3 separate regions of the Mus musculus genome follow, and all the other regions are linked to region 2. Evidence: chromatin loops called from intact Hi-C (ENCODE). Cell type or tissue: left cerebral cortex. All regions are shown on one strand. Each heading gives the region's core, and the rest is flanking DNA. Links, peaks and the distances in the headings are about the cores only.

Region 1 (5,000 bases), core at 1-5,000, 100 kb after region 2:
CCTTAGAACGTGTTCCTATCCTGTCCTGCCATCAGTGTGTCTACCAGCACCCCAGTGCCATCTACTCAAGCCGCACTCCAAACCCTTCTGCTCTATGGTTCTTGGTCTCACCTGAGACCTGACTCCGAGGCCCACCACCGTTCAAGGGATTAGGATGCCACTCCCCACCTCACCTCAGACTCCTCCTCGATCTTCATGCCTTCGATCTGCAGAAGGTCCAACAAGGTCCCAGGCTGCAGTGCCGAGGAAAATTTCTCTGGAAGGAAGGGCAGAGAGGTCGACATTTCAAAAGCACTGCTTTAATTAAAGCTGAGGACCCTGATTTCAGGGAAGACATGTGACATGCCCTTTGTGTGCTTGGGCCTAGCCACTATAGATAGAGTCCCTGCTGCTGGTTCTGTGAGCACTCAGGACTCAGCCACAACAGGCCCCAGTGGAGAGAGAGTCCCTGCAGCTGGTTCTGTGGGGTCCTTTTGGTTCATGTAGGCGTTCACCATCTTGGTGAAGAGGAGCTGAGGGACAAGCTCAGGTCTTGGCCAAGCAGCTGCCAAGGGCACAGCCATCCAGGAAGCCTTCCTACCTCACAGGGCCTAGGTCAGCTCTGCAAGGCTCGGGGCTAAGTTGGCAGAGGCAGTGAAACATACTGACTGCCTAGATTCAAATCCCATTCCAGGGCTAGAGAGATGCTCAGCTCTTAAAGGCTATGCTTGCAAATCCCAACTCCATCTCACTCTGGTGGGATGACCTCAGGCAAGCCCTCGGCCGGCTCCAGCCTTGTTTTCCTCATCTATAAAAATAGTAAGTTCAGGACATTTTTAATACTATGAAAATTATCACCAGGGTATACAATAAATATAAATACTCAAACATTTAGACTAACTACAGTACCTACACTTTTGCTTATTTGCTTATTATCATGTAAAAACATGCAAAGCACAGTGGCTACAATGGCTGCTGGCCCTCTCCGATTCTGGGTATCTAAGCATCCTTAGTATTCCAGCTGCCTCCCTCGTCCTCCTTTGAACAGAAGTATCAATCAGCAGGGGAGATGGCCAGAGTGCTTGTCTGTGGTCGGCTGTCCCTACCCAGCTTGGCTTTCTGCTCCTGGCACCGCTCCACAAGCTTCCGCAGCTCCTGGTATTTGTCTGAGAGGTTAGAGCGGCTGATTTCCAGGGGACCTTGGAACTCCAGGTTCTGCTCTGCCAGGCTCCGGTTCGTGGCCAGTGCCATCTCTCGTTCTAACTGCAGGTCCTGAACCTAAGGAAAGCAGGACAACTGACAATGAGCTTAACTGTAACTGGTCAGCCTCCAGCAGGGGGTGCTCCTGGACTCACTGCTCAGCTTGGCGCTCAGCCCTCAACCAGTCACAGAAGCCTGGGTTTAAAGGCTATGCAGGCATTGTGACCCAGGTACCTCACCACATCCTGATCCGGAGAGCCTGTGAGAATGACACATGGGAAACAGGCAGCAAGGCTAACCACCTAACCACGGCTTCCCAATAGACAAGTACCTGCAAGTGGTTCTGTGCTGTGCAGGCCACAGCTGAAGGAGACCACTCCAGTGGGAGGGATGAAACCCAGAGTCCCCACCATTAGCCCCAAGTGAAAAAGACACATGGACACACACACCATGCATGCATACACATGAGAGGCTGCTAGGGAGAATGAAGGTGACCCAGGCCAGACCAGAAGCTAGAAATATCTGAGGTCCCAAAGGTATTAGGGAGGGAGGCCCTGTAGCCCAAGCCACTGAGCAGGACAGATATCCCCGCCTCCCAGGTCAAACAGCCCACAGAGCTATAGATAGTCCCTCAATGCTGCCTGCTGAAAATGCTTCCCTAGCCAGCAAAATGGAGCCCTCATGCAGGCCCCTTGTTAACTGCCAGTCAGGCAGAAGCAGCCTTGGAACCTTGCCCAGCGGGCTACCATCTGCTTCACCGAAAGGAGAGCTGGAGACAGGGCCACCATCGCATCGCAGTACCACATGGCACCAGCAGAGGGGGCTCAGCACTGGCCACAGAAGTTAGGGAACAGGTCAGGGCCAGCTTCCACGGGGACCGAAGGGATCAACAACACAGAGCTTCTCCTTCCACCTTGGCCAGCATGTGGCACACCAGGCCAGATGGGCTCCCACTAGAACAGCCCCAGGAAGCCAGGGGGCATCCTGGACAAGGGGTTTCCAGAAGAGCCACCCTGCTCTGACCCCTGCTCAGGGCCTCGAGCCCTGTAGTTACAGCAGGCTGCAGCCTATTGGAAAGAGGAGTGCTGCCAGTTACCTCCTGCACAGACAAGGGAGTCCGGGCTCAGGGTTAGAACCCCTTTACCTGGACTGCCTGCTGTCCAGCCAGAAACGCCATTGAGCCCCTGGACAAGCTCACTGGCACAGGAGCAGAGAAACTGCTATGTGTGACTGTTAGCCAAGGTGGCTGGAGGACGGCTCAACAATTAAGAACGCATACTGCTCATCTAAAGAATCCGAGTTCAGTTCCCAGGACCCACGTCAAGTGGCTCACACCATCTGCCACTTCAGCTCCAGGGGATCTAACAGACTCTCTGGCCTCCAAAGGCACTGCACCAAACATGCACAAACCCACACCAGACATGCCTATACATATAACAAAAAATACAGTGTTAAAAAAGAAAAGGAAAGAAAACGCCAGGGACACTTGTGTGGCCACCTCTGAGTGTAGGGCCTGCCCTTCCTGGCCACACCCTTGGCATCCTTACCTGTCCACGGCTTTTCCCTGGGTCTGAAGCACTACATCTGTGCTGTGCCACCCTCTCCCTACCCTGGAGCCCATCTCTTACTAACACCCTATGAGGCCAGGAGAGCTGCACAGCTCCCTCTCTACAGAGATGAACACTCCCACCACCTTTCTCTTCTGCCAGCCCCACATGACACAATTACTGCCTTACAGCTATGACAGACAGACAGATAGACAGACAGACAGCTAAAGGCTTTCTGAGAGAGTAAGTAGCTTGCCTTACTTTGTTTCTGTCTGTCCCACAGTGAGTATTTTTTCCCCTCAGAGAATTCAACTCATTTGCTCAAACATGGCTACAGAGAAGGTTCAATCTGCCCTTGGCCAGGAAGCTGCATCCCTTACATCTCCGGGAGGTTGTGCTTTTCCATAGGGCTGAAGGCTTGCTCAGCTTGGAAGCAATGAACTCCCAAGAGCTGGGCTTGCTTTTGCTGAGCTCCACTCCCTTCAGGGACAAGACTAGGAACCCCTTACCATCCTGTTGCTCACTGTTGGCTGAAGAAATACTTAGGGCTAAAAAGATGGCTCAGTAAGCAAAGATGCTTGCTGCTAAGCCTGACTGACCTGAGTTTGAACCCTTGGCTCCAAATGGTAGGAGAGAACCAACTCCTGAAAGCTGTCCTTTGACCTCCACACTTGTGATGTGGCATTCATGCACAGATATGTGTGTGCACAGAGATAGGACACAATAAAAAGAGGAGACCCTTGGAGTTCAATGGCAAACATCCAGCAACACAAAATCTAAGATGCAGAGACAGCTATCAGTGACACTCTTGTTCTAGATTTCAAAAAGCCTACGTGACACTCAGGGAATTCTGGATTTCAGAATGTCTTGGAATTTGTGGGTTTTTTTATATTGTGGATATCTAACTAGTAAATCTATGCAAAACATTTCAAGGGCCAAGACGTAGGAAATCTGCAAAGCTTACACCCCAGGAACCTGTGGTAAGGGACACTCAGCTGTGCGTGACTTTGCTCCTATGCTGCTGAAACCAGGCCATCCAACCTCAGGGCTGCAAGGTGAGTCACACAAAGACCTCTCCTACTCCCTGCCGTGAGGAGGCCTTTCCAACCCAACCCTGGGTCATCTCCAATCCAGCAGAGACGCCTGAGCAGGGCTGGGGAGCAGGTGGGGGAGCAGGTGGCAGCAGAAAGCACAGCAGAGGTGGATACAGGACCATGTGCACCCATGAAGCAGGGGTAAGGGTCCAGGGAGGCTGACCGGGATGCTAACTGGACAACTGCCTGTTCTTTAACACAGTGAATTCACAGAGCACACGTCACGTCTGCTCATCAGGAAAAAGGGCACACGTGAGTGACCATCAGAGGAGCCTACTGTGCTCCCGCCCCTCCCTCAAACAGATGCTTCCAGGCCAAGGACCAGCTGCAGCTGCTCTGGGGGTACCTATGGGTATTTCTAGCTGAGTGGCCACATCGAGTCACCTGACCTCCAGCTCACAGGAAGGTCACAGGAAATAATGACAGTGAGGGCCGAGTCAAGCTCTGTAAAGATAGCAGGGTGGTAAGGGCCCTGTGATTGGAAGCTGAGAGGTGGGGTGCTGGCTGCAGTGGAGAACACTATGAAACATGAGTGAGCATATCACTGTGGGGGAAGATGCCCCCCCTCTCCCTAGTGCATGAGGGAGCTGTCTCTAGGCCCACGCTGGAACGCTATGAAGACTCCTGGGCCAGTTGGGTCCCTGGCTGTCCTAGTCCAAGGTGGACCCAGCACTCCCTATCATTCCCAGGGCTCCTAGAGGACCCAGGCCCTGGCTTGAAACCTCAGGGCTGCCCTAGTAAAAGCCAAGGTAAAATTCACAGCACCAGGTGAATCCTGGCTCAAGCTCCTGCTAAGCATGAATCCTTGACAAGCATTTGTCAGGGTGGGTGGGATGGCTCAGTGGGTAAAGGCCCTTGCCAACAAGCTGACAACATGAGTTCAATCTCTGGGGCCCTATGGTAGAAAGAAAGAATCGTTTCTTGCAAGTTATACCTGGCACACACAGACACAGACACACACATAGACAGACACACACATACACACTATACACATATACACTACACACAAACACACTAAATAAATGTAATAAAAATTTAAAAGACCTGAGTGAGGCTGGAGATATGGCTTAGCAGTTAAAAGTATTGATTGCACTTATAGAGGACCAGGGTTCAATTCCTAGCACCCACATGGCAGCTCACAGTAGTAACTCTAGTTCCAGGGAGTCCAGCATCTTCTGAT
Region 2 (6,959 bases), core at 1,161-6,160:
GTCCCACACAACGTGTTCATTAATTCTTTTTATACTTATCACTAAAATTGAATATAGTAAATGTCACAGAATTTAGAAAGTGCAGAACCATGCCAATAATGCTACAAAGGCAATTCTTATTTAATTATTTCATATGCACGTCATAGCTCCTGGGTAGCAGTAAGAGGACAATTTTTCAGAGTCTGTTCCCTCTTTCCATCATATGGGTTCTGAAGCTAGAACTGATGTCATCAGGCTTGGTAGCAAGCCCCTTTCTACCGAGCCATCTTGATGAGCCTCAAAGATGGATCTTGTCATTACCCTATTACAAAATCTTCAAGGATTATGATAAATATCATAGACACCCAAGTCTATATTATAATTGTCTTAACAAGCCAAGGTCATGCTTACCCTTCAAATTTAAGCAGTTTTCATTTTGCCATATTTGCTCAGATCTTATAAGAAAACTATCAATTAGAATGAAAGTAGCAGATATTATCAAAAGCATTCCTCCTAGGGCGTCCACCCTCCAGTACCAGCATGGTATATGCATCTTTTCTTCCATGTTTTTCTATTTTTATTACACAAAAATTCATCAATGTACAGAGGGCAGTGTCAAAATGTGAGCTGAGCTGTGTATAGATGGTATTCTCCCACCTAAGTACTAAGCAGGCCCCACCCTGCTTAGCTTGTGTGATCAGATAAAGTCACGAGTGTGTATCTGTCTTGGCTACTTTGTGGGTTCTTCTCTCTTCTACCCTTCACTACCCTCTTTTCTTCCACCCTTTCAACCTCCTAACACTAGATAAGAAAGAAAAAAGGACAGAGAGGTAAGGAAAGAGATCCCTGAATAAAGTCAAGGGTCGGAAAGGAGGTGACATTATAGTTAGACTACTTCCTGCAGATAAGGGGCATAGAGTTCCTTGGGGCAAGTTTGATCTTTGCTGTCAGGATATCTAATTTCTTCTTATTGTTTCTTCTTTGCACACGACTACTTAACAAACCACAACCAACAAGAAAAACCAACAACCAACCAACCAACGATCCACTCCGCCTCTCAGGGCCCTAGCATTTATTAACCTCTGAAAAGTCCCTAAAATTCCAAACATCACACAATCACAGAAACTATCTACAGCTGGCAAAATCAGGCCTCCGATAGAGCACGAAACAAATTGCAGACAGTCTGAAGCAGCCCCATGCGCCACCCCTGGGAGTAAAATGAAAACATATTCTTATAATAGTCCTGTGTTTTTCAAAGAAACCAAAACTAGATGGCTCAGTGGTTAAGAACACTGACTGCTCTTCCAGAGGTCCTGAGTTCAAATCCCAGCAACCACATGATGGCTCACAACCATCTGTAATGAGATCCGATGTCCTCTTTTGGTGTGTCTGAAGATATACATAGAATAAATAAATCTTCAAAAACAAAACAAACAAACAACAACAACATAACAAAAAACCTGAGTAACAGGTTCACATTTATTTTTTTAAAAAGTGCACAGGGTATAGACAATATGTATGACGTGTGATGGGACACACTGTTCTAAACTTTAACCCTGTGTTCTGAGATGTACCAATGAACACACTACAACTAAACACAACAGGGAGACTGTTACATTGCTTCTCACTTTCTTCTGTTAACAGTGAACATTCCTTGAATATATCAGCATGGAAACACCCCATAGGGTTTTTCCCCCTAGGATACACACATGAAGGTATGATTTCCCACATCTTGAGTTTTATCAAGGACTCATTACCAGCCCTTTTCTGTGCTATTTCTATGATAAATATAGGGACATTCTGTATATTTAGGGTACAATCTGCCTTCCCCACCCACCAGACATATCCGCACATATGTATCTATATTGGGCACTCACAGAGTCAGTACCTTGAATGGGTTCTTCTTGTGGTCATGCATTAGTCCTGTGACATTTTTATACCCACGAGGAAACAGCATGTGAGAATTGCTTGAGGTCACTCCACTGGAAAGGAAAACTGAGTATGTTAAAATAAATGCTGTTTTTTTGAGACAGGGCCTCACGTACCCTAAGCCGGTCTCTACTCACGATATAGCTGAGGCATGACCTTGAGCTTGTCACCCTCTTCCCACTACCTGCTGAGTGCTAAGGGTACCGATGGGCACCATCACATCTATTTGTGCGATGGCGGAGATGGAACCCAGGGTCTCATGAATGCCAGGCAAGGACCCTCCCAACTGAGCTACTGTCAGGTCCAAAAGAAACTGGAGACAAATGGCTAACTCTAGTAATATTAGCATAGCGAGGTGCAGCTGCCCTCCAGGCTCTCTCAGCCCTGCAAGTGCCTGTTACAGAGTCCCTGCTGGCATCCTGCCTCCTCTAGGCTTTCTCACCCTGCCCCCTAACCAAAGCCTCTCCCTCTCACCTCACGGACTTCTCATTCATATAACCCTGCTCTAGTGGCCATGTGCTCTCCTGGCTCCTAGTCCTCTCTCGGCCCTCTCTCCGTTTTGCTCTCTCTTTTCTTTCTCTCTCATTCTCCCCCACACCCTGCCCCGTCTCTCCTTTTGTGGCCTGGTACAGAGTCTACTACTTTCTCTCCCTGCTCTGGGCTCTTCCAGATGCCTCTGGCTGTAGTCTCCCTCATACCCACTGTAAGACCTTTCCCCTCAACCACACCTTGGAGTGGTCATGTCCTCGCTTTGTATGGCTACATCTCCAGCTCCAAGGCTAAGTTTCGAATCCTGTCATGTTTAATTCCAATCTGTTTTGTAACATCTGCTAGAACAGATGGTTTTCCCCAACCAGATACCAAGACTCTGTCTAAGATCTCGCAGTGAGTGCGATGCTAGGAAGAGACCTGGACTTTTCTGCAGACTCTGTATCTCCATCCTCAGTGGAAGAGCAAAGGTGTGAGACAAAGGAAAAGCCAGTGTTCCTGGCTGCTGGGCTTTCTTGGAGGCGAAGCCTCCCTCCTGCTCCTTGGGAATTTTATTTCAAGTGTTCTTTATTCTCTGTGAAGTAGCTTCTCATCGTACAGTCTGGTAGCTGCAAAGTAGGTGCAAGCTGAGCAGGTTTGGAGGCCAAGAAGGGAGTCGGTTCATATAAAGAAACTCTCGTTACCATGGCAACCGGAGCCCACATCTCTTCAGGAACAGAGGAGGCCATGTTTGCAGAGTCAGGGAAACCAGCAGCTAAGTTGTATAAGAGAGGCAGGCAGCTCTGATATGATTAAGGGGAGAAAGATGGGGAGGTGGGGAGGAGAGCACGTGGCCTTGGAGAGAGTGGGATTGTTCCAAAGGTCGAGAGGCTTCAAAATCACATGGTGTCAAGAATGGAATACATAATCAATCATTCTCTGCACTATCAAATCCACTTGGGATTGAACCAGAGAAGTGAGATCGGAGCCTCGGGGTGAAGGGTAATAAGTGGCGGCCATGTTCCAGGTCCTCAACATTTGACATATGTCATCCTCCAAAGCAAATCCATGTGCACCGTGTATTGTGGCCAGTGCTAGGTTATAGCTAGCCAGGCTTACTGACTTGAACAGCTCGTGTAGCTGGTAACTGGCAGTGAGGGTGTAAGTGACTGTTTGTCTCTCCCCAAGTCCCTCTTCTAAATCACGGGGAAAAAGAATGTCCTGAGAGCAGAGGCCGACACAGGTGAATTGCTGCTCTGGAAAGGCTACGGCTACTTCTACTTTCTATACCATTCCATTTCCGCTTATCTCCTTCACACCCGGCCCAGCTCCCAGCATGAAGCTGAGTTCAGCAAATGTTAACGGGCTCATCGTCCACATTGGCAAGCAGGCAACAGGCTGGTTTCTCTGCTCTGAGAAGAACTTGGCTCACATATTCTCACTTCCTTTGGTTGGGGTAGGGGACACCCAAAGCCTGTTGAACTGTAAGACCCTAAGGTAGAGGTTCTGAACTGCCCTTTCCATCTCCCTGGACTCATTGGCAGAGAGGGAAGGGGAAAATTAGACTTCAGGGAAGCATGAAAGATGCCAAGCAGGTGAAGATCTTCTGCTGTGGGACATGGTGATAGCAGTGTTTTGAAGAACCGTGTTCTTGGGCTAGAGAGGTGAAGTGACCTGCTGCTCAAGCATGAGGACCCGAGTTCAATCCCTGGGACCCACGTAAACAGCCAGGTGTGGTCACACACCTGGAACCCTAGCATTGCAGTGACTGGGGGAAGACAGGGAGATCCCCAGGGCTTGTTGGTCTTCAGCCAAGCTCTGGGTTCAGCAAAAGACCCTGTCTCGTGAGAATAAGGCAGAGAGTGATAGAACAGGACACCAGCATCCTTCATTTGCCTCTGCACAATAAGGTGTATGCATACACCTCACATGTGTATTCAGCTCTCTCTCTCTCTGTCTCTCTGTCTCTGTCTCTGTCTGTCTCTCTCTCTCACACACACACACACACACACACACACACACACACACACTGAGGTGTTGAAGTTCTTTGGGGTTGGAAACCTTGAGTCTCTGGCACGCGAATCTCTGTCAACCAAGTAATAGATTGCTCGTTGCATCCCCAGGTCCCTCTTCCTAGGTTGCATGGATGAATGGAAAATGTAAGGCTCGTGAAGCAAAGTAAAATCATACTGAAACTCCAAACTAATGAGAAACCTTTGCTTTGCTGTGATACTTGATGCTGGTCACTGGAGCGGAGAAATTTTCAGTGATCAAGAAAAAAACAAAAAACAAAACAAAAAACCAAGCAGGGGCTCTAGAGATGGCTCAGTGGTTAGCGGCACTGGTTGCTCTTCCAGAAGACCTGGGTTCAATTCCAAGCACCTACATGGCAGCTCAAAAATTGTCCATAACCAGTTCCAGGACATCTGATAACCGCACCCAGGCAGACAGACATGCAAGCAAAACACCGATGCATATAACATCAAAGATAAAACATAGGTGAGCGGGCACCGGAGGAGCGGCGCAGGGCTGGCGGGGGGGTGGGGCTTCAGGGGCTCTGGGGCCCGGCAGGTTGCTTCAGACAAGCACTGATGTCAGCCTGGTGTCTTCAGGACGCGTTTCTCATGGTCAAACAGATGAAGTTATTTTAATAATGTTTTATTACCTAAAATATTTTCGTTTCTTAGTGAGTCTCCTCTCTATCCCATTTCCCTCATTAGGTCATTAGAATACAGTTTGGACTTCACATTTAAAGCACATCTAACTTAGACATTAATGTTTTGAAATAAGTAATCTGCATTGGGTGTGGTGACGACCACATACCTGGAATCCCAGCACTCAGGAGGCTGAGGAGAGAAAATGGCTGTGGGTTTGAGTGCTAGTGTGGGCTACAATGTAAATACTGTGTAACAGAATCCTGCCTCAAAAAGAAGAATAAAGAAAGGGCGATATTGCTGCCGAGGTGTGGCACACTTCTTTAATCCCAGCACTCGGGAGGCAGAGGTAGGCGGTTCGGTTCGAGGCCAGCCTGGGTTTACAAAGTGAGTTCCAGGACAGCCAGGGCTATACAGAGAAACCCTGTCTCGAAAAAGAAAAAGAAAGAAAGAAAGGGCGATTGCTATACCCAGGTTGTTCCAAGCATTTTTAAAAAGCTCTCCAAGCCCAGGGAGATGATGGGTCAGGAGGTAAAGACAATTGCTGAGCAAGCCTGGTAACATGGATTAGATCTCCAGAATCCACAGTCTACATACAGGAGCAAAGAGAATCGATTCTAGGAAGTTGTCCGCTGACTTCTACACATTGCACTGGCAAGAGCTCCCACCTCACACATGATGATGATGATGGTGATGATGGTGATGATGGTGATGGTGGTGATGGTGGTGATGATATTGGTGGTGGTGATTTATTCTTTTAAAAAGTTCTCCAATGGTTTTACTGAACTTAAAATTAAATAGCGATACATCAAGTTAAGTAAAATGAAGCTTTCCATTCCTCAACTGCACAAACCACACCCCAGGGGTTGTGTGTGTCCACTGTCATAGGGGTCACAGGACAATCTTCTAAACATAGGTCCAAACAAAGGAATAAAACATAGTCTTCCCAGATCCATGTACATGGTGGCCTTTAGGCTGTGAGCACTCCACACACAGTGACAGTGGCCCAGCCTTTGCAGCTGGATGCCAAGTGCGTAAAGAAGCTGTCCTGTCTATGCTTGGGTTCAGAAAGTGGCTTCAAGATCTAGGTTTCTCAGGTTCAAATCTTGCCCTCATCACTGCTCAGCTGTAACGAGGTCCCTAGACCATTTGCTGAACGACACAGGCCTGACAAGGGGGCTCATTCAAGGGAGCTCTCGGGAGGTATCTAGTCCATCTTCCATGTAAATCAGATGAAGGGCAGCTACATCTGTAAGACACGTAGTAATGGTCAGTAGTTGATCTCCCTCATTTTAATCTAATTACCAAAGAAGGCAAGGGATGGGAAAGATCGAAATGGTCGCCTACTCATTATACCAGTGAGAAAACAGAGCCACACAGTAAGGTAACAACAAGAACCAACCGAGAACCCCATCTGCCATTGCTTAGCCTCGCGGTCCCTACAGTGCCTCCCTCTAGAGAATACTGACATTTTCAGGGAAAATGCCCAGATCTTGGAATCGCATGAGCTGTTTCTTCCCAGGAGGGAGTTGGCTTTAGTTATTAGCCTGGCATATGGTTTGCTCTAGCTTTATTTACAGGGTCATGTGAGCAGCCTGCCCAGAGAACCAGTACAAAATCTCATTTTACCAGTGCTGTGGGCAGCCGCCTAGGGCACTTATTGGAAGATGTATGAGTGAGTGGGCGAGTTCGTTTTTATTTTGATGTAGAATATATGGACATTTTAGAAGAACGCAAAGCAAGCAGAGAGAGGAAAAACTCATCGTGGGAGAATGTTTTCTTTTTCTGATAATCTTTCTTCACTGGCAAAGACTGGTCTCCATCTTTTTCTATCCTCTTAGCATCCTTTTTCTGCCCAGTGAATGTGGCCAGCCAAAAGAATCAGGGTGCTGCCCATGTGTAGCTTACAGAGCAGGGCTGTGCTGGCTG
Region 3 (6,959 bases), core at 913-5,912, 86 kb after region 2:
CTTGGCCCTTGGTCCTTTCCCTTCATTGAACAGACCCCAGAACCAGGTCTTCTGCCAAGGATCTCCGTGGTCTATATCCAACTGCAACAACACAAGTTCACAAGACCAGTGCCTTCCGCTGAGCCTGATCTGCCTAGGTGGGTGATAATGTGTGACACACTGGGCTGAGACCTGGGAGGGTAAGTGGGTAGAAAGGGGCTTCACAGTTACAGAGCCCTGACCACAGACAGGTAAGAGAACTGGCTGGCAGGAATAAGCCAAAGGCTTATTTCAATCTTGGCTCCATCCATCTGCCAAGATTGAAGACCTGGTTCTGCCAAATGCCAACTTTGCTGTTCTTTGAGCCTCCATTTTCCTGTCTATGATGTGTGGCACTGCCACCTCCTAGGGAGTTGAGAAGCAGAATGGGAATGGAGGTCAAGTCAGCTTACTGACAAGGGACATTAAGGTCATGAGCCCTGTGTCTTCACACTGCCACCAGCTCCCCTCCTCCTTCCCTTTGCTCCCCACTTCCCACCCTTGTCTGTGTGTTTCACTGCAGAGCCCCAGAGAACGACACCTCCACCCACAACCACCCCACCCACCACCGTGCCGGAGCCCACAGGTAAGAGGGTGCTCGGGCCTTGTGGGAAAGGCAGAGGATGGACTGGTGCAGACAATAAAGCCCAAGGACCAGGAATGACAAAGCCTCTGCGCTCTTGAACTCTCAGGATCTGCAGTTATCTGTGCAGATGAGGCCCGTCAGTATTCTTTAACCAAGGGAGGAAGACTCATGAGATCTTACCCCTCCTTGAGAAAATATAAACAGTTCATGGTTGTGGGGGCAGAGAGACATTTTGTTCAATGCTGTAGTCATTGGTAAGGTGCCCATGTTCCTGTAAATAGCCCAAATTAGATTCATTGAATCACCAAAACAAATAAAAACTAAGAGGCCCAGTTACATCTGAATTTCAGTGAAAAGGTTCAGGTGTGTCCTATGTAATGTCTGGGACCCTCACCTCTCAAGCAGTCATCTGTTGGGGTTCAGCAACAAGGCATTCTGAAAGGTATCACACTCAGCCATGCCTTTCTCTCTCCAGCTCCTCCCAGATTGCAGCTGGTGCCAGGACACGAAGGCCTGAGGTGCACAGGTGTGGTGGAATTCTACAATGGCAGCTGGGGTGGCACCATCCTCTACAAGGCCAAGGACAGGCCCCTGGGCCTGGGGAACCTCATCTGTAAGTCTCTGCAGTGTGGCTCTTTCTTGACACATCTGTCCGGGACAGAGGCAGCAGGGACACCAGCTCCTGCAGAGCTGAGGGACCCCAGGCCCTTGCCAATTCGATGGGAGGCCCCGAACGGGAGCTGTGTCTCACTACAGCAGTGCTTCCAGAAAACAACGGCCCAGGAGGGCGGCCAGGCGCTCACCGTCATCTGCTCTGGTAAGCTGGACTCTGACCACGCTTCATCAGGCTATCTGTTGCCTTTGAGTAAGGACATGGGATCCCCTGATCTGACATTCAAGCTTTATGAGAAGCCTGATGGAGGTGAAAGAGGAGTGGAGGCCTGGAGCGATGGCCTCTAAACAATAGAACAAGTTAGATGAGGTGGTGACTCAGGCAACAGAGCAACTCCTGCCTAGCCCAACGGAGCTACCATCTGGAAAAACAGAGTCAGCTGGGATCCCAGCAGGAAGACGCTAAAGGGAAAGTGAGGCCTGAGGAAAGGCTGAGGGCACTTGGAGGGGTGGCCTTTGCCAATGGGGACTTTCTGAATCTTCAGAAAGGAGGCTAAGGGGATGGTAAGATTTGAGAAATCCCTAAGGCCTGGCTCAGAGCAAAGCTCTAGAGGCAGCCCCTAAAAGGCTGCTTTGTCTGGGTTGTGAGCTACAAGAGGCCAGCAGTGCCGGTGCACTTGAAATGGAGACAGAGGGAACGCTAAACACATGGGACCGTATGGGGGCCCAGACTGAAGAAACCACAGTTCAAGGCAAGGCAGAATAACCACCAAGCCTGGGAAGGAGTGGGTCCAAGTTGCTGGAGGTGCCCCTGATGCATTCCAGGTTCTGTTGCCAATAGACTACTGCATGCTGGGCATCCTTCAGTTTTCATCCCCCACCTTGGGGGTGGGAACTAGTATTACCCTCTTTAATGGGGAAGCCAGGGCTCAAAGAAGCTTCACTTCCTCCCAGTACCACAGAGCACTAGGTGAGATCTGCCCTCAAGCAGTGTCAATCCAGAGCCTATTTTCCAAAACTGGACTGCTCAAGGTGTGGTCCAAGACAGGTAGTATTAGTGTCACCTGAAACAGTTTCACCCCTCCCCACACCCCTAAGGAGAGCCACTCTCAGCAGGTCCCCAGAATTCCTACGCAAATATAGAATGAATGGCTCAGAAGTATAAGGTCCACGAGCAGGGCAGCCTACTCCACTGGAGACCTGATAAAAATTGGTCTTCCAGGCAGTAGAAGTCCCAAGGTTCTCTGGGCCAGATGAGAGGCTCTCGGCTGCCTCCAGCCCCACCCACTCCTCAAGCTCTCATGCAGGCTACAACCTGCAAAGCCATGCCTGGGGTCTTGCTTTGAAGTTTCTTCTAAATAGAAGAGTCACCGGGGCTTTGAAGGTGGGTGTTGCCATGGAAACTAGCCAAAGCTGGTAAGCTCACTATTGACTTTCAACCAAGCATAGTAGCTTCTGCCTCAGATTCCCAAGCCCCACCCTGATTAGCAGACTGAATTCCTCTCTAGATACCTGGCATCATGGCCAAAAGCCTATAATCCACAGGGTTAGGGGCTGGGGCGGCGGAATTCCTGGGTTCTGTCCCACCAGTGAAGCACACCAGCTCTTTCCAGTCCCCAGGCCTTAGTTTCCTCTTCTAAAAAGCCCTCCCTCATCCTAAGCAAGAGAGTAAAAAGGCATGGCATGGCCACGCTGCCTGCTCCTTTGCCACTGTTGTCTTGAGATAGCTGCCAAGCTCCTTTGCCACTGTTTTCTTGAAATAGCTGCCACCAGCCACCCAGAGGCCCCAGGGACAAGACAGAGCTTGGTCGGAGAAGTGCTAGAGAGGATGTGCCGTGCTCGACATTGCCAAGCCCCCACCTCACCAGCCCTTCCTTTCTGCAGATTTCCAGCCCAAGGTTCAGAGCCGCCTGGTCGGGGGCAGCAGTGTGTGTGAGGGCATCGCTGAAGTGCGCCAGAGATCACAGTGGGAGGCCCTGTGTGACAGTTCTGCAGCCAGGGGCCGGGGACGGTGGGAAGAGCTATGTCGGGAGCAGCAGTGTGGCGACCTCATCTCCTTCCACACGGTGGATGCTGACAAAACCTCCCCCGGGTTCCTCTGTGCCCAGGAGAAGCTGTCTCAGTGTTACCATCTCCAGAAAAAAAAACACTGCAACAAGAGGGTATTCGTCACATGTGAGTTGACTGCAGAGGGCAGTGAAAGACTTTTCCTCTGGAACCTAGTCAGTGAACATAGCTCTAAAGAGCAGATCTGGAAGGCAGAAAAGGCTTCTGGGAAAAGGAGAGTAAATGGGATTCTGGGAGCAAAAATCAGCAATGATGAGTAGAGCAGGCAAGGCTCACGTGGACCTCTGTCAAGCTACTGAGACATGCCAGGACTCTCCCTTCCCTTCTATCTCCTGCTTTCCCGAGATGCAAGCTAGAAAATTAGGGAGGGGTGGGTGAAACATACTTAATATTTGAATGGTAACTGAATAATATCTAAGAGAAATTGGTACATGGATGGGTGACATGAATGGAGGGTGGATGGATAGGGACATGGAATGGAGGTAGATGGGTGGATGGATAGATGGGTGAATATACAATGGTTGTATAAACAGATGGATAAACAGTGGATGGATGGATGGATGGATGGATGGATGGATGGATGTCTGTATAAACAGATGAATCAATGGGACAGTAGATGAATGGATAGATTAATGGTAGATACATAAGCAGATAGATGGGTAATAGATACATGACTGAAGGGAAGGAGGGATGAATAGATGGATGAATAGATGACAGATAGGTGGTTGAACTAATGGATGACTGGCTGGTTCTTGATATGTGGTCATGTATGGTCATCTTCCTGATGGTAGGTAATGGAAGGCTGATTAATCTAAGTATGAAGATAAAAAGTTAACAGCTGATAACAAGAGTGGCAAATGGTAGTTGGATGGTCACTGAAGGTGATAAACTGTAGACGACTGAATAGATAGCAAAGACTCCTAGAGATGGCTAGAGAGTCAGCCAAATAGACAGCTCTGCTTTGAACACACTGGTGGGTTGATAGGAAGTGCCAAGGTACTAGGGCAATTGAAGCAGTCACTCCCTCTGAGTTGCTCCCCAGGGCTGGATCTGATTTAAGACTCCCCCCTATCCAGGCCAAGACCCAAACCCAGCGGGCCTGGCCCCAGGCACTGTGGCAAGCATCATCCTGACCCTTGTACTCCTGGTGGTGCTGCTGGCCATGTGTGGTCCTCTGGTCTACAAGAAGCTGGTGAAGAAATGTAGGTACCAAACCCCAAGCCTTCCTCCCTCACCACCCATGCCTATCCCCTGCTGCCCACTAGCCTTTTCCTGTCTAAAGTATTAGAAAGTCAGGATAGATTGTACCTTCTGATTTGCCCTTGTCTGGACTTGGCAAAAACCAACTGCAGTTGATGAAAGCCATGGCCACATGACATTAGCACAGCCTCTGATGTCACAAGATGTAGGCCAAGACCAGCTCCACAGCTACCAATGACCACTGAGTGTGCTGCTGCCTCCACCAGAGCCTCAGTCTCCCTGTTTACTGAAAGCGGCATACCTTATGAATAAGGCTTACCTCCTGGCCTTGCAAAATTTAGAGAAATTACCCAGAGGCAAGGAAGGAAGATAAAGAAAAACAGAGGCAGTAGTGTTGGGTCCCCAGTGCCCTCTGAGGTTATCCATTCTGGTTCTAAATAAACCCTTGGTCATTTTTATGGGGACCCAATGGCTTCAATCTCTTTCCCTAGTCAGTTAGGAAATGAGGTGGAAGGCCTGGAGTGGTAGACCCCATCAGTCCTGCCTCCAGGGCATCTGCGTCTTCCCTCCCCCAGCCCCCCACACCCCTTCACTACCATCTGGCCTCATGAGCTTCCTGTCTGTTGCCCAGTTCGTCAGAAAAAGCAGCGTCAGTGGATTGGCCCCACAGGAGTGAACCAGAACAGTAAGTGTTCCCAGGAGCGGGTGTCCCTCAGCCCCAGGACTCAGGCCAACAGAGCAGAGTCAAGGTGTCTGCTGAGCCAGCAACCCAGCAGCTGCTAGTGGCCTCTGGTCTCCACCACATTTCACTAAGGTGTGACTGAGGTCAATGTATGTCCCCACACCAAAGACGAGTGAGGCTTCTTTTAGGGGTAAGTGGTTCTGTGTAATTGGCCTCTTGAGCCTCAGACACCGCAGTCTCTTGCCTTGTGGCCAACTTAAGCAGAGATTCTCCCGCCCCCCTCCCCCCCATCCCTTCCTTCCATGGTCAAACAGTGCTAAGCAAAGCCACGCACAGTTGTCTAGTTCAGGACTTACCAGAGCCTTTTTTGTGGCTCCTCTTCAAAGTAGGAAGGCATGACAAAGGACTGGCCAAGCTAGTTTTAGCACCGAACAGCTTCAGAGGGTGTTTTAGAATCCACTGACCCTGCCACCCTCCCCCTCCCTAGCCTTCACTCCCCTGGGCACAGTCAGAGCTACCCTAATGGGGGGGAGCACGCACTTGGTTCCCCTCCCCTTTCCATGTGCAGGCCCAAATCTTTCTAGGAGGTTCTCAGTTTTATTCGGTTTTAAAGACTACAAAAGGCCTCAGCCCCTGATGAGTAGGACAATCTCCCTAGCACCAGTGCTCCAGCTGCCTGCTAGGTAAAAGCCTGACAGCTGAGGGGCACCTGGAGGCCTCCCTCCCTGGCTAATCAGATTGCTGTGCGAGCCTGCGGCTGACTCTGGGCCCCCCGAATCCCCCCTGCCCTGCCCCCGGAGAGAAAGGAAGGGGAAGCGTACCACCCCTTTCCCATGACCTAATGGGAACAGGAAGCTAAGCAATGGGACCTTGCTTGGGAAGGACAGCACGCTGATTCTGACAATGTCACCGGCCTCCTGTGTCTGCTCAGTGTCTTTCCATCGAAGCCACACAGCAACTGTGCGGTCCCAAGTTGAGAACCCAACAGCCTCTCATGTGGACAATGAATACAGCCAGCCTCCCAGGAACTCTCACCTGTCTGCTTATCCAGGTGAGGGGGGGGGGGGCTGTTGGGCAGCCGGCCTGGTGGGAGAGAGGGCACATGCGGTGTGGAAGTGCTGACCTTGAAGTTTTTGTGCTTTTCCAAAGAGGGAAAGGGAGGCTCCAGGGGGTGGAGGATGAGACTGCCTACTTGACAGCTGGTCCCAGCAGGGTGGTGGCAGGGATGCAGCCTTCACAGGTCTCTGCTGTCCCTTTGGAGACCTTGAAACCCTCATCTAGAGAGAAGAATGCAGTTGGATGGATGCCATTAACCCCAGCCTTGCTGTGACCTAATGGGCCTGTTTGCCTGCGGGCCCTGAGGGGCTAGAAGATAAATGAGCCCCTCAGATCTCTCTGAGCCAGGACGGAGCCATTAAGTGGTCCACAGGAGCCTCCAATACTTGGCTCCTCACAGGCACTCACAATTAAGTCCCAGGGGGCCTGAAGTTCAGCATCATTAGTGAACACTTGGCCAGTCTGATCAAAACTGATACAGGCCTGTCACCATCTCAGAAAACCTCTGTGATCTTGCTACCCACTCATCTCCTGGGGTTTTGTGCAGCCTCCAGGACCTCTTTAATAGGTAATCCTTTCTCTCTAGCTCTGGAAGGAGCCCTACACCGATCTTCTACACAACCTGACAACTCCTCTGACAGTGACTATGACCTGCAAGTGGCTCAGAGACTGTAAAAGGTGAGCCCACCCCTGCCTGGTGCTTGACACCCAGGGAACCAGCACCTCCACTGTCCATAA

What was found. Peaks named below come from ENCODE experiments on the same cell type or tissue, not always from the same donor. Only the 100,000 strongest peaks of a DNase experiment are listed, where the experiment ranks them.
Region 1: it touches region 2 in a loop (2.0-fold over the local background); 9 of 42 quality-filtered maps call a loop at or near these places.
Region 3: a loop joins it to region 2, with 1.9 times the contacts of the local background. A loop is called at or near these places in 14 of 42 quality-filtered maps.

Annotation. Positions count from the first base shown.
Region 1 is chr19:10,706,527-10,711,526 of GRCm38, reverse strand. Vps37c (vacuolar protein sorting 37C) reads right to left here. Exons shown (of 5, transcript NM_181403.3): 3 at 1,086-1,257; 4 at 174-256. Among named protein-coding and RNA genes, the nearest start is that of Vps37c, 20 kb to the right of the region's middle. In left cerebral cortex, for the core only: CTCF peaks have their summits at 1,328 (motif pointing right) and 1,987 (motif pointing right); DNase peaks (open chromatin) are centred at 1,317 and 1,949; H3K27ac peaks cover 2,128 bases.
Region 2 is chr19:10,805,679-10,812,637 of GRCm38, reverse strand. All of the region lies in intron 1 of Cd6 (CD6 antigen), which reads left to right. Among named protein-coding and RNA genes, the nearest start is that of Cd6, 21 kb to the left of the region's middle. In left cerebral cortex, for the core only: no CTCF peak of the experiment used is centred there; DNase peaks (open chromatin) are centred at 1,852, 2,443, 2,937 and 3,564; H3K27ac peaks cover 3,660 bases.
Region 3 is chr19:10,719,475-10,726,433 of GRCm38, reverse strand. It overlaps Cd5 (CD5 antigen), which reads left to right. Exons shown (of 11, transcript NM_007650.3): 3 at 1-137; 4 at 542-604; 5 at 1,080-1,421; 6 at 3,101-3,391; 7 at 4,360-4,485; 8 at 5,115-5,168; 9 at 6,097-6,216; 10 at 6,808-6,899. The coding sequence ends at 6,896. Among named protein-coding and RNA genes, the nearest start is that of Cd5, 16 kb to the left of the region's middle. In left cerebral cortex, for the core only: no CTCF peak of the experiment used is centred there; a DNase peak (open chromatin) is centred at 3,358.